Linked DNA regions of Homo sapiens: region 2 is linked to region 1. The links are chromatin contacts, found by Hi-C or POLR2A ChIA-PET in ENCODE. All regions are on one chromosome and are shown on one strand. The core of a region is the stretch at or near the end of the contact, and the rest is flanking DNA. Distances in the headings are between cores, read along the strand shown. Region 1 holds the start of SEC61B (SEC61 translocon subunit beta). Region 2 holds the start of TRMO (tRNA methyltransferase O).

What was found. Hi-C counts contacts between places; a loop is a spot of excess contacts on that map. ChIA-PET counts read pairs that join two places held with the same protein, here RNA polymerase II (POLR2A). Pooled maps may share reads with other maps.
Region 2: a pooled map shows a loop between it and region 1 (11-fold over the local background). The contact joins the promoter of TRMO here to the promoter of SEC61B in region 1. A Hi-C loop is called at or near these places in 1 of 168 maps with a recorded cell type or tissue (OCI-LY7) and 8 of 50 pooled maps. POLR2A ChIA-PET finds 5 or more read pairs at or near these places in 2 of 52 experiments (IMR-90 and activated T-cell).

The regions. Positions count from the first base shown.
Region 1 is chr9:99,219,051-99,224,438 of GRCh38, reverse strand. SEC61B (SEC61 translocon subunit beta) reads right to left here and starts at 2,157. Exons shown (of 4, transcript NM_006808.3): 1 at 2,073-2,157; 2 at 1,796-1,893. The coding sequence starts at 2,075. ALG2 (ALG2 alpha-1,3/1,6-mannosyltransferase) reads left to right here and starts at 2,497. Exons shown (of 2, transcript NM_033087.4): 1 at 2,497-2,892. The coding sequence starts at 2,545. RefSeq lists an enhancer at 2,088-2,407.
Region 2 is chr9:97,919,966-97,925,353 of GRCh38, reverse strand. It overlaps TRMO (tRNA methyltransferase O), which reads left to right and starts at 2,854. Exons shown (of 5, transcript NM_016481.5): 1 at 2,854-2,936. The coding sequence starts at 2,861. RefSeq lists an enhancer at 2,802-3,251.

The DNA.
Region 1 (5,388 bases), core at 908-3,407:
TAAGCAGAACCATTCCCAAGGAACCGCACCCACAGGACATGTTTTCCATTCCTGCACGAAAAATCTCTAAAACCCAGGGTGGGAAGGGGACAGCACTCAAAGCCCATATAAGTTAAACCACAGCCTGATACACTCCTCATGAACATCCCAATGACAGGGAACTCAAAATCATTCAGGATAATTTTACATTTCTGCCAGTTCTATTAGAATGTCTTTGTTCTGATGTGAAATATTTCATGTAAGTTCAAATCATCAGTTTTAGATTTACCTGTTGCAGCCAGAAAATGTCACATCCCTCTTCACATCCTTCAGAAGTTTCCATGCATGTGTTCAAGATTTTTTCCTCCCTAGATAAAACCCCACTAGTTCCTTCAAAAATCCCAAAACAACTTGGTTGCTTGATTCCTTCCTTCAGTCATTATTTATTGTGTCATGCCTTATGGTGGGTACCTGGGATAGAAATGACTTGAGCAGGTTCTCTGTTAAAGTCTAATGAAGGAGATAAATATGGAAACATCACTGGTCTTATAATGATATGAACAAAATGCTATGGGGGCAAAAGGGAAAACTAGTAGCTACTGCTGCTTACAGACAGAGAAGGCCTCAAGAGGAAATAACCCCTGAGCTTAGTCTTGGAAAATAAGTAGAAATTTGCCTTGAGATGAGGGAGAAAGTTTGTGAATTCAGAAAACAGTAATGGGTTCACGAGTGCTGGATCATAGGACAGCAAAGAAAGATTAGGCTGAAGGCCGGGCGCAGTGGCTCACGCCTGTAATTCCAGCACTTTTGGAGGCAGAGACGGAGGATCACAAGGTCAGGAGATCGAGACCATCCTGGCTAACATGGTGAAACCCCGTCTCTACTAAAAATACAAAAAATTAGCTGGGTGTGGTGGCACGTGCCTGCAGTCTCAGCTACTCAGGAGGCTGAGGCAGGAGAATTGCTTGAACTCTGGAGGCAAAGGCTGTAGTGAGCCGAGATCGTGCCACTGCACTCCAGCCTGGGCGACAGAGTGAGATTCCATCCCAAAAAAAAAAAAAGGAAAAAGAAAGGTTAGGCTGAAATGACCACTAAGAGCTTTGGTATCCCCCCGGTTTTTTTTTTTTGTTTGTTTGTTTTTTTTAGTTCAGCAACAAGTAACAGAAACTACGCAGAAGAGTAACAGCAGAGCGAACGATGGACTGGAAAGCAAACAGCCTGAAGAAAAGGGTTAAGTAGCAAATGCAAAGCAGTAGAAAGGGAAAAGGAAAGAGCTTATGAGAAAGCTTTCAAGCAGAGTTTAAAGTCTGGCATATGACTAGAGAGAGAAAGAGCATAAGAAAAATCCAAGATGACGCTGACGTTTCTGGCTCTGAGTAAATGAGTGTACAACAGTGCCATATGGAAGTAAGGAGATATAATTGAGAGTGAGAGAGCTGAGCTGAAAAGAGACTAAGTTTTGTGTAGGACGAGTTATCTGTAGGACAGATTGCTTATGGGGCCGCCAGATGGAAATGTGAGTGCAAACCTCAGGTCCAGAGACACCAGTTTAATGACATCGGTTTTCTCAAAGTTATCTCTGACTCTATTCCAGTTTGTTAACTTTCCTTTTTTAAGAGTAGTGCCCTAAACTGAGCAACGAGAAAAAAAATGTCGCCTTCCTCCCAAAAGGCCTTTAACTACTCCCACGGCCACGTCACTAGAAGCTCATTTTGCCTTTGTCAATCTTCACATGCTAGGGTCTCCACCCCAGAATCAGCGAGGTTCTGGGTCCTATCTCCGAGTCTGGAAGCGAACGAACTGCAGGGTTCCTTACCTCTGCCGGACAGTGGATCCCGCCGCCCGGGCGGCCACTGCTTTGCTGGGAGAGCGCCCTGAGGATCCCACGTTAGTGCCACTGGGGGTCGGACCAGGCTGTAGAGGGAGACAAGCAGACAGACGGGTGAGCGCGGCAGGCCTGCCCCAGAACCCCGGCCTAGACACCCACACCCGAGGCTGGGGGAAGCAAGGGAGCTACAGAGGAAAAGCACGGCGCAAAGCAGGAGGAGTCAGGGCTTCTGGGAGAGGCGGGGATCATGGAAGGGCCGCCATACCATATTGGAGATGAGGGTGGCAAGGCGCTGACGCGGACGGATAGAAAGTTACGGAGCCCCCGAAAGACCGGCAGCTGGCGAGACTGACTCAGGCCCCGCCCCCGGACTTGCAGGCAAGGTCCTCTCTGACCCCAGGGACGCCTGGGTCGTCTCACGATATGCCTGTAGACAGTCTGCTACAGACAACTTAGTTACCTGCTGTATGGGAAGTAGAGACCTCCGGCCTCCTTCCTTTGGATCACAACGTCCTTCAGAAAGTCCAATCCCTACCGAAGGAAAAATATAACCGGGGTCAGACAAGATATTTTCTCAGGCAGTTACTAGACCCTCACAGATTTGCGCTGATGTGGCCTAACTGACGCACGTACGGCAGGGCGGGGTCGGCCCGCAGTGGCCAGCTGGGAGCTACGAGCGCGGAGCTTGCGCAGAAGACCCCCATCAGGGTGCGGGGTGCAGTTGCGGCTCCAGGGCCATGGCGGAGGAGCAGGGCCGGGAACGGGACTCGGTTCCCAAGCCGTCGGTGCTGTTCCTCCACCCAGACCTGGGCGTGGGCGGCGCTGAGCGGCTGGTGTTGGACGCGGCGCTGGCGCTGCAGGCGCGCGGGTGTAGCGTGAAGATCTGGACAGCGCACTACGACCCGGGCCACTGTTTCGCCGAGAGCCGCGAGCTACCGGTGCGCTGTGCCGGGGACTGGCTGCCGCGAGGCCTGGGCTGGGGCGGCCGCGGCGCCGCCGTCTGCGCCTACGTGCGCATGGTTTTCCTGGCGCTCTACGTGCTGTTCCTCGCCGACGAGGAGTTCGACGTGGTAGTGTGCGACCAGGTGAGGCGGCCGCGGGGCCGGCTGCGCGAGTGCGGACCTCGCCGTGGAGGGCGGCCGCGGGCATGACCCCTGAGAGAAGACCTTCCCTGTCTGCGGTTCGCAAAGATCGGAACTGACATGGAGAAGTCAGGGTTGTGAGCGAGCCTGTGGTTCTCTAACTTTAGTGTGGGCCCATTTAAAGTTGCAGATTGCTGGGGTTCCATCCTCCAGGAAGTTTTCATCCAGGTGCCCTGAGGTGGGGCCCAGACATCTGCATTTTAACTGGGTCATAGGGTGATTCCGAGGTAGATAGTCTTTGGGGCTCTGAGAAACGCTGGTATTAGAAGTCAGCTTCAGTCACCTTTTACTAATGAGTAACTCGCGTGTTGTCTTCCCGCTTACCTGTTATTTTTGTTGACTCTCCTTTCAGGCCATTTGCATCCCACTGTCCTTGTGTTCGGAGCCAGGCCACACCGTCCTCAGCAGTGTCATGTGTTAAAAACGCCAAGCTGAATATATCATGCCCCTATTAAAACTTGTACATGGCTCCCCATTGGTTTTTGGAGAAAAGTTCAAGCTTTTTACCTTGGTAAATAATGTCCACCTGGATCTGCCCTGTAGCTATTCTTGACTCTTTCCTTCGTGCATTTTTCCCCATCCTAAAAAAGATGACTTTAAAAAGTAACATTTACTCGATTAAAAATTTAGTAGTATAGAAGGATGTAACCTAAAAGCCCCGTCCTATTCTACTCCCTGAAGATAGCCACCGTTAAGTTTCTCTTGTATTTTTTCAGAAGTTGTGGTGACACCAGCCTGTGTCTTTTCATAGGTATATCTATATCTTCTTATTGGTACATAATTGGTATTATGACATACCTACTATTAGGCATCTTTTTCAGCAAAAATTTATTTATTTATTTATTTATTTTGAAACGGAGTCTTGCTCTGTCTCCCAGGCTGGAGTGCAGTGGCGCGATCTCGGCTCACTGCAACCTCCGCCTCCAGAGTAGCTGGGAGTACAGGTGCGCGCCCCACGCCCGGCTAATTTTTTCTATTTTTAGTAGAGATGGGGTTTCACCATGTTGGCCAGGCTGGTCTCGAACTCCTGACCTCGCGATCCGCCCACCTCGGCCTCCCAAAGTGCTGGGATTACAGGCATGAGCCACTGCGCCCAGCCGGGACATTCTTATGTATCAATATTAGAGATTCACTTCATTCTTCATAGTGGCCAGAAAATCCACTTTTGTTTAAGTGTGTCATAATTAAACATTCTCCTTAAAGGACACTAATGTTGTGACTAGTTTTTTGTGAATAGATCAGTGTTGTAATGAACATCCTTTTACTTCTTTTTTTTAAAATATTTTTGTACTTCTGCAAATATGTCGTTTGAGGAAATTCCTAAAGTTGGTGGGTCTAAGAGTTGTTCATTTTAAATATCAATAGCTACTGCCAAGTTTGCCTACCAAGGAGGCTGTGTCACTTTACTCCCCCACAATGTATGATAGAGCCTCTTACTCCATGCTTTTGTCCGCCTTGGATATTAACCATTTTAAACTTTGCCAAACTGATAGGTGCAGATGGCATCACATTTGTATTTGTGTTTCTTTAATTATGACTCCTGAGTTACTTTTGATCATCCTTGCTTGCATGGAAGCTTTCTTTTTAAGTAACGTGGACATTTACCAAACATCCTGCATGTGTCAGTAGACATGAGGCAGCTGAGACTATAGTGGGTAGAGGAAAAATTATTGGCTTGGAAATAGGCATCTTGGATTCAAGTTCCGTATCTACTGCTTTAATTAAGTGGCTTTGAATAAATTGCACATTATCCCTAAAGTTACCTTCTTCAGGTTTTAAGTTAGCTGAGACTAAAATGACTTGTAAAGATTACCCAACAAGAAAGTCTGTAGTAATGCCAGCATGTAGTTCATGCTCAATGATGACTAGCTTTAATATTTATTGAGCACATACTGTGTGCTAAACTCCATGTGTTTTGCATATATCAGTGCATTTAATAATCACAAAAAGTATATGGGTTTTTTGAACTATAATTTGTCACCATGTTACAGAAGAGGAAACTAAGGCCCAGAGTGGGATAAATTACTTGATCGTGGCCAGTTAGTAGAGCTGAGATTCAAACCCTGGCAGTCTTGAATCTAGAGCTTGTGCTCTAAACTACTATAGTTCATTCATTCAGTTCCTTAGAAGGAGAAAGATCCTAGAGCGGCACTGTTCAGTATGGTAGCCACTAGCCACATGTGGCTGTTGAGCACTTGAAATGTGGCTAGTCTAAACTGAGATGTGCTAAAGTTAAAATACAAACCGATTTTGAAGATGTAATGTGAAATATATGTATATATAAAGTATCTCATTAATACTGTTTAGTATTGGTTACATTTTGAAATGATAATGTTTTCGGTAAATAATATGTTAAAATTAATTTCACCCTTAAAAACATTTTTAATATTACTAGATTTCTATTAGACAGCACTATACAAGAGGAAATCACTGGACTTG
Region 2 (5,388 bases), core at 1,605-4,104, 1.3 Mb after region 1:
TTTTTTTTTTTTTTTTGAGACGGAGTCTCACTCTGTCGCCCAGGCTGGAGTGCAGTGGCACCATCTCGGCTCACTGCAAGCTCCGCCTCCTGGGTTCACGACATTCTCCTGCCTCAGCCTCCCGACTAGCTGGGACTACAGGCGCCCGCCACCACGCTTGGCTATTTTTTTTTTTTTTTTGTATTTTTAGTAGACGGGGTTTCACCATGTTAGCCAGGATGGTCTCAATCTCCTGACCTCGTGATCCTCCTCGGCCTCCCAAAGTGCTGGGATTACAGGAGTGAGCCACCGCGCCCGGCCACAACCATATAATAGTTTCTTACCTCTCAATGACACTTCAACATTTATACTTTCACATAAACTATTTTATTTGATCTGTACAAAAGTATGTGAAATAGGCCAGGCGGTGATTATCACTCTCACTTAAAGATGAGGGAATAACATAGAGGGAAGGTACTCACCCAAAGTCACATCTGACTTCCTCAGTGCTTTTTTTTCTTCTTTGGAATGTGCTTCTGTCTCAATTTCACCTGCCAGAGTGGGCCAAAATTAGAGGAAAAAAAAGAGTAAACTGAAGTCTCAAGTTCTAACAGCGTTGCATTAAGATGGACCTTAAGAGATTTGCATACGTACAGTGCACAGGAGCACAAAGATGAGATGGGGAAGGAGAGGGAAAGAGGAATGCAGTACATTAGAGGAAGCAGAATTTCTCTCTCCACCTCTCGGGACCCTTTCTGCTTGCCCTCTTACATCACTCCCTGCATTCACACACCACTTCTGCTTTCTCACCATTCTTGTTTAAACATCACTGTGCATCTAAAATTCTTCTGGCGTTCTTCTTGGCTTAGAACCTTTAGGTGACAGAATTAAAGTTTTGCAAGAATCCTTCTAGCTTGACTTTGTGCTGCCCTCCTCTCATGTTAGGTTAGAAACCCATGAACCATATGATATTATAGCCAAAATGATGTGTGGGACGGTTCAAAGCTTTAGTTGATTCTCAAAGGGGTCCTTCACCCAAATGAGAGGTTAAGAATCACTCTACTGAGAAGTGTTTCTCAAAGTAGTACAAGCTGAAGACTACATAATTATTTAGGTCATTTCTTTAAGGCAGATTTCTAGGTCTTACATCTGGAGGAGAGGTTAAGTCTTATAAACTGCAAATAATCACATATAATTCCAGACAAGATAATAAGAACTTCAAATCATAGACTAAAAAATGTGCTGCATATTTAAGTTCCCGTTTTCAGTCAAGAGAAATTTTACCTATAAAAGAAGTAGCAATCTATTTCCCTAGTATATTCAAATCAGCTTTGCATTTCAGTACTTGTCACACTTGGTAATTACATATTTTTTTGTGTGATTAACAACGTCTACCATGCCCTCCAGGAGGGCAAATATCTCTTTAAATCTAGTCTTTCCACAGATAAAGCGGGACTATCATTTTTAGCAACACCACCATCTAGTGGCAAGCGCAGTAATTCTGGCCCAGTTTTATAAACACACACATACACACACACGCGCGCGCGCTATATATATATAAAACAATGATTTTCAAACTTGTTTCTCCAGCTGCACAGAGCTGTCCCTCCTAAAAAAAATGGCAGCCTTTTCCAAGTTGTCCTGTAAAAATGACCTGCCAAAAGACACTATATGAATTTGATCAGTTTTATCTTATTTTTTAAACCACAATCTTTAATTATTTGGCTCCTCCTGCTGGTTATTTTCTACCAGAAATCAATGACAAATGGACAGACATGGAAACATCTTTTCATGGTTGTTAGACTTTTCAATCTGTGACTCATATGCTTTTGAATATTTTATACTGCAGATGTTAACAGATAAAAAGATAAAAGATTTTAAAATTTCTCCCAGAAAGAGAATTATATACAGAGAAACTTACTAAAGGTGAGAGACAGCATTACAAGTGGGTAAAAGATAGGCTATCATTGCAAGGACAACTGGTCATTGCATGGGATTAAATGATTCTTGTTAGCTCTTAGCTTCTCAGAGCTGTCCAGAAACGACAATAATCCCCACAATGCACATGGCATGTTGACTCTTATAATTCCATTCTCACTTCAGTTCCGGTAAGGTGTGGAGCACAAGAAACAGTTCCCACTCCTTAACCCCTAGCACATAGTAGGGCTCCTTTATAACATCCACCACACTTGAAATAAGACTTATTTGGGGTTGTTTCTGACAAAGCATAACTTATATTATGGAAAAATTTCCCACCACCCAGGGATAATTTTTTTTTTTTTTTTTTTTTTTTTTTTTTTTTTTTTTTTGATACGAGGTCTCGCTCTGTCACCCAGGCTGGAGTGCAGTGGCGCGATCACGGTTCACTGCAGCCTCAAACTCCTGGGCTCAAGCGATCCTCCCGCCTCAATCTCCTGGGTAGCTGGGACCACAGGTGCCTGAGAATTCTTAACATTTCTTAACGTCCAGTCCTTCCGCTCTGTGTTAATTACATATACACATCCCTTAAAAATTAGGGTCATACTGGACGTATAGGTTACTTAATAATGTTTCGAGAGAGACATAGTTGCGAGTTCTTCATGGAGGTGTGTTCCCTCTCAAAAAGCGCGGGAAGCCGGAGTCGCATTCTACCCTAGGAGGGCGGGCAACTGTAGCAGCTGTGTGTAAGATAAACGAGATTGGGGTCCCGGAGGGGCACACGCCCGGGATAGGGTTCGAAGCCCCATGGAGAACTCAAAGCTTCCCTCAACGCCACCCTGCGCGCGCACATTCTCCTGGGTTCGCGGGACCTCGCCGGCGAGGCCACTGCGCATGCGTCAGGCATGGAGAGCGGAAGCGGAAGGTTGAATGCGTCGGGTGGGCACCTCAGCAACCAGTAGCCATGCGCGGCTTGGAGGAGTCGGGGCCTCGGCCTACAGCGACCCCGTGCGGCTGCGTTAAGCCGGCTCTGGAGACAGGTAACTTCCAACACCGGCGGTGCCACACTCTGGAGAGGTTTAGGCCCAGGCAGCGGACTTCGTTGCCGAGAGGGGTGTAAAACGCACGATCTGGAACTGACGTGCGTCATTCTTTTACCTACGGCGAAGGCACGGGTCACGTGCTGCGGAGACCACGTGATGTGCTTTGGCGAGCGGGATGACGTCATCTGGCTTGTTCCGCTTTGTTATAAGACTTGTACTGTCTGCGTAGTCTTGGCTCAGTAGCTGGAGCAGCTACGTGCAGCGTAGGGGCTTTTCTCTTAGGGGTTTCCTTGCCATAGCGTATGGGAGATGGTGTTAGGCGGGTTAGGAATTAATAAATGCCATAGAGAGGCATCCTGCGCTGTAGGAATGAGGACAGAGAAGGGGGAAAGTTTCTGGGGGAGAAAATAGTTTTAAATTGGGCCTAGAAAGACAAGGCATGAATTTGTTTCTCTTTACTCACACGTTTTCATAGAGGAATATATTAGCTTTAGAAACTGGAAAGCAAATGGAAGAAAATTAAAATAACCTGCCAGAGAAAGCCATTGTCAATATCTTGGTGTCTACCTTCCACGCTTGTTTCTTTGCATACACACTTGGAAAGTGAGGTACTATACGACCTGTTTAGTAACGTTAAAATAATTTAAAAAAAAATCTTAACAGGGCAGTTAATGTTAATTATAACACTTTGGGCCGGGCGCAGCGGCTCATGCCTGTAATCCCAGCACTTTGGGAGGCCGAGGTGGGCGGATCACGAGGTCAGGAGATCGAGACCATCCTGGCTAACACGGTGAAACCTCGTCTCTACTAAAAAATACAAAAAAATCAGCCGGGCGTGGTGGTGGGCTCCTGTAGTCCCAGCTACTCGGGAGGCTGAGGCAGGAGAATGGCATGAACCCGGGAGGCGGGCTTGCAGTGAGCCGAGATCGCGCCACTGCACTCCGGCCTGGGCGACAGAGCGAGACTCCGTCTCAAAAAAAAAAAAAAAAAATTAACACTTTGTTTTGTTATTATTAATTTTTGTAGAGGCAAGCTCTCACCGTGTTGCCCAGGCTGGTCTCAAACTCCTGGGCTTAAGCAATCCACCTGCCTTAGCCTCCCAAAGTTTTGGGATTACAGGCATGAGCCACTGCAACCAGCCTAACGCTTTGTTTTAGATATGTGCTCTAATTTAACCAGCTTCCTGTTACTGAGCATTTAAGTTATTGCCAGTTTGCATTGTTCTAAAAGAAAGCTCTTGAAGCCGAAATGTTTGTGTACATTCTAAAGTTTGAACTTTGTTAAATTTCTTGGAAGTGCTATTACCTGGCCAAATGTGCTTATTTAAAAAAAATTGTTGCACACTGCCGATTACAGGTCTCATATTTTGACAGGAAGGAAAACGCAGAAGCCAGGGCTCAGAAGTCTACACAGTATAGGTTTGGGGAGCTAGAAGTCTAAAGTGTTGGATGGAACAGGGAGGTGGGAACCTTTGGATTCTGATTGTGAAGAAACTTGAGTACCAGGCTAAGAAATACAAAGTCTGTTAACAGTGGAGAATATGAAAAGTTTAAAGTTAAAGAGTTAGCATAACACAAGAAACTCTAGGAGTGTTGAGGATTCGTCTAGAGTATTTTGAGAAGGGGAAGAACTTGCAGTGGGGACAGAAAGCCTAAGAAGGGTAATTTAATAGTACAGGTGGAAATGAAAAGGACCTGAACTTATTTTCAGAGCAAGACGTGTAGACAATCCTGTACACAAAAAACCCCACATTGATTGCTTGCTGGCTTTTTACTTATTACACAGTTAATACAGTTGTAATGTTTAAATGAGGAAAAAGCCTGAGCAGGGACTTTAAAAAGCACTCCTTGCTGGGCACCTTCTATTTTATTGGATGCTTTCCTATTTTATTAGTACTTTTACAGCTTTCCAAAGTAGGTAGTATCCCTTGTTTTATAGATGAGAAAACGGATTCAGAGAGAGAAGCTAGTTTTTCCCATGGTCACACAGCTAGTGTAGTGGCCCTGTGTTGTTTTTATCCTTTCTCCATTCTGAAACCAGTCCTAATTCTCTCATGCTCCTTTGAGGAACCACTTCTCCCCATTTCCATGAGGTTCTTGTGCTGGTTTTTGTCATACCTGTGCTTATTTATCTCTATCCCTGCAAAGGCACCTAGCTAGAATTGTTGATTTACTTGTCTTTCTCTGTCAATGTACTGGAAACCCTTGAGGACGAGAACTGGTTCATATTTGTACCCCAAGTCCTTAGCACAGTGCTTACCAAAATGGTAGGTGTTTACTGTTCTTTTGGGTTTTTGTTGTTGTCGTTTTGAGATAGGCAAGAAGAAGAAGACCAGAATTCCCCTTGGCAAACGGTGTCAGGTCTCTGCTTCAAATAGCATTTATATTTCATAGCATTATCCCCAGGAGGGCACAGAGAATGTATAAATATGTCCCAGAAGAGTTCAGAC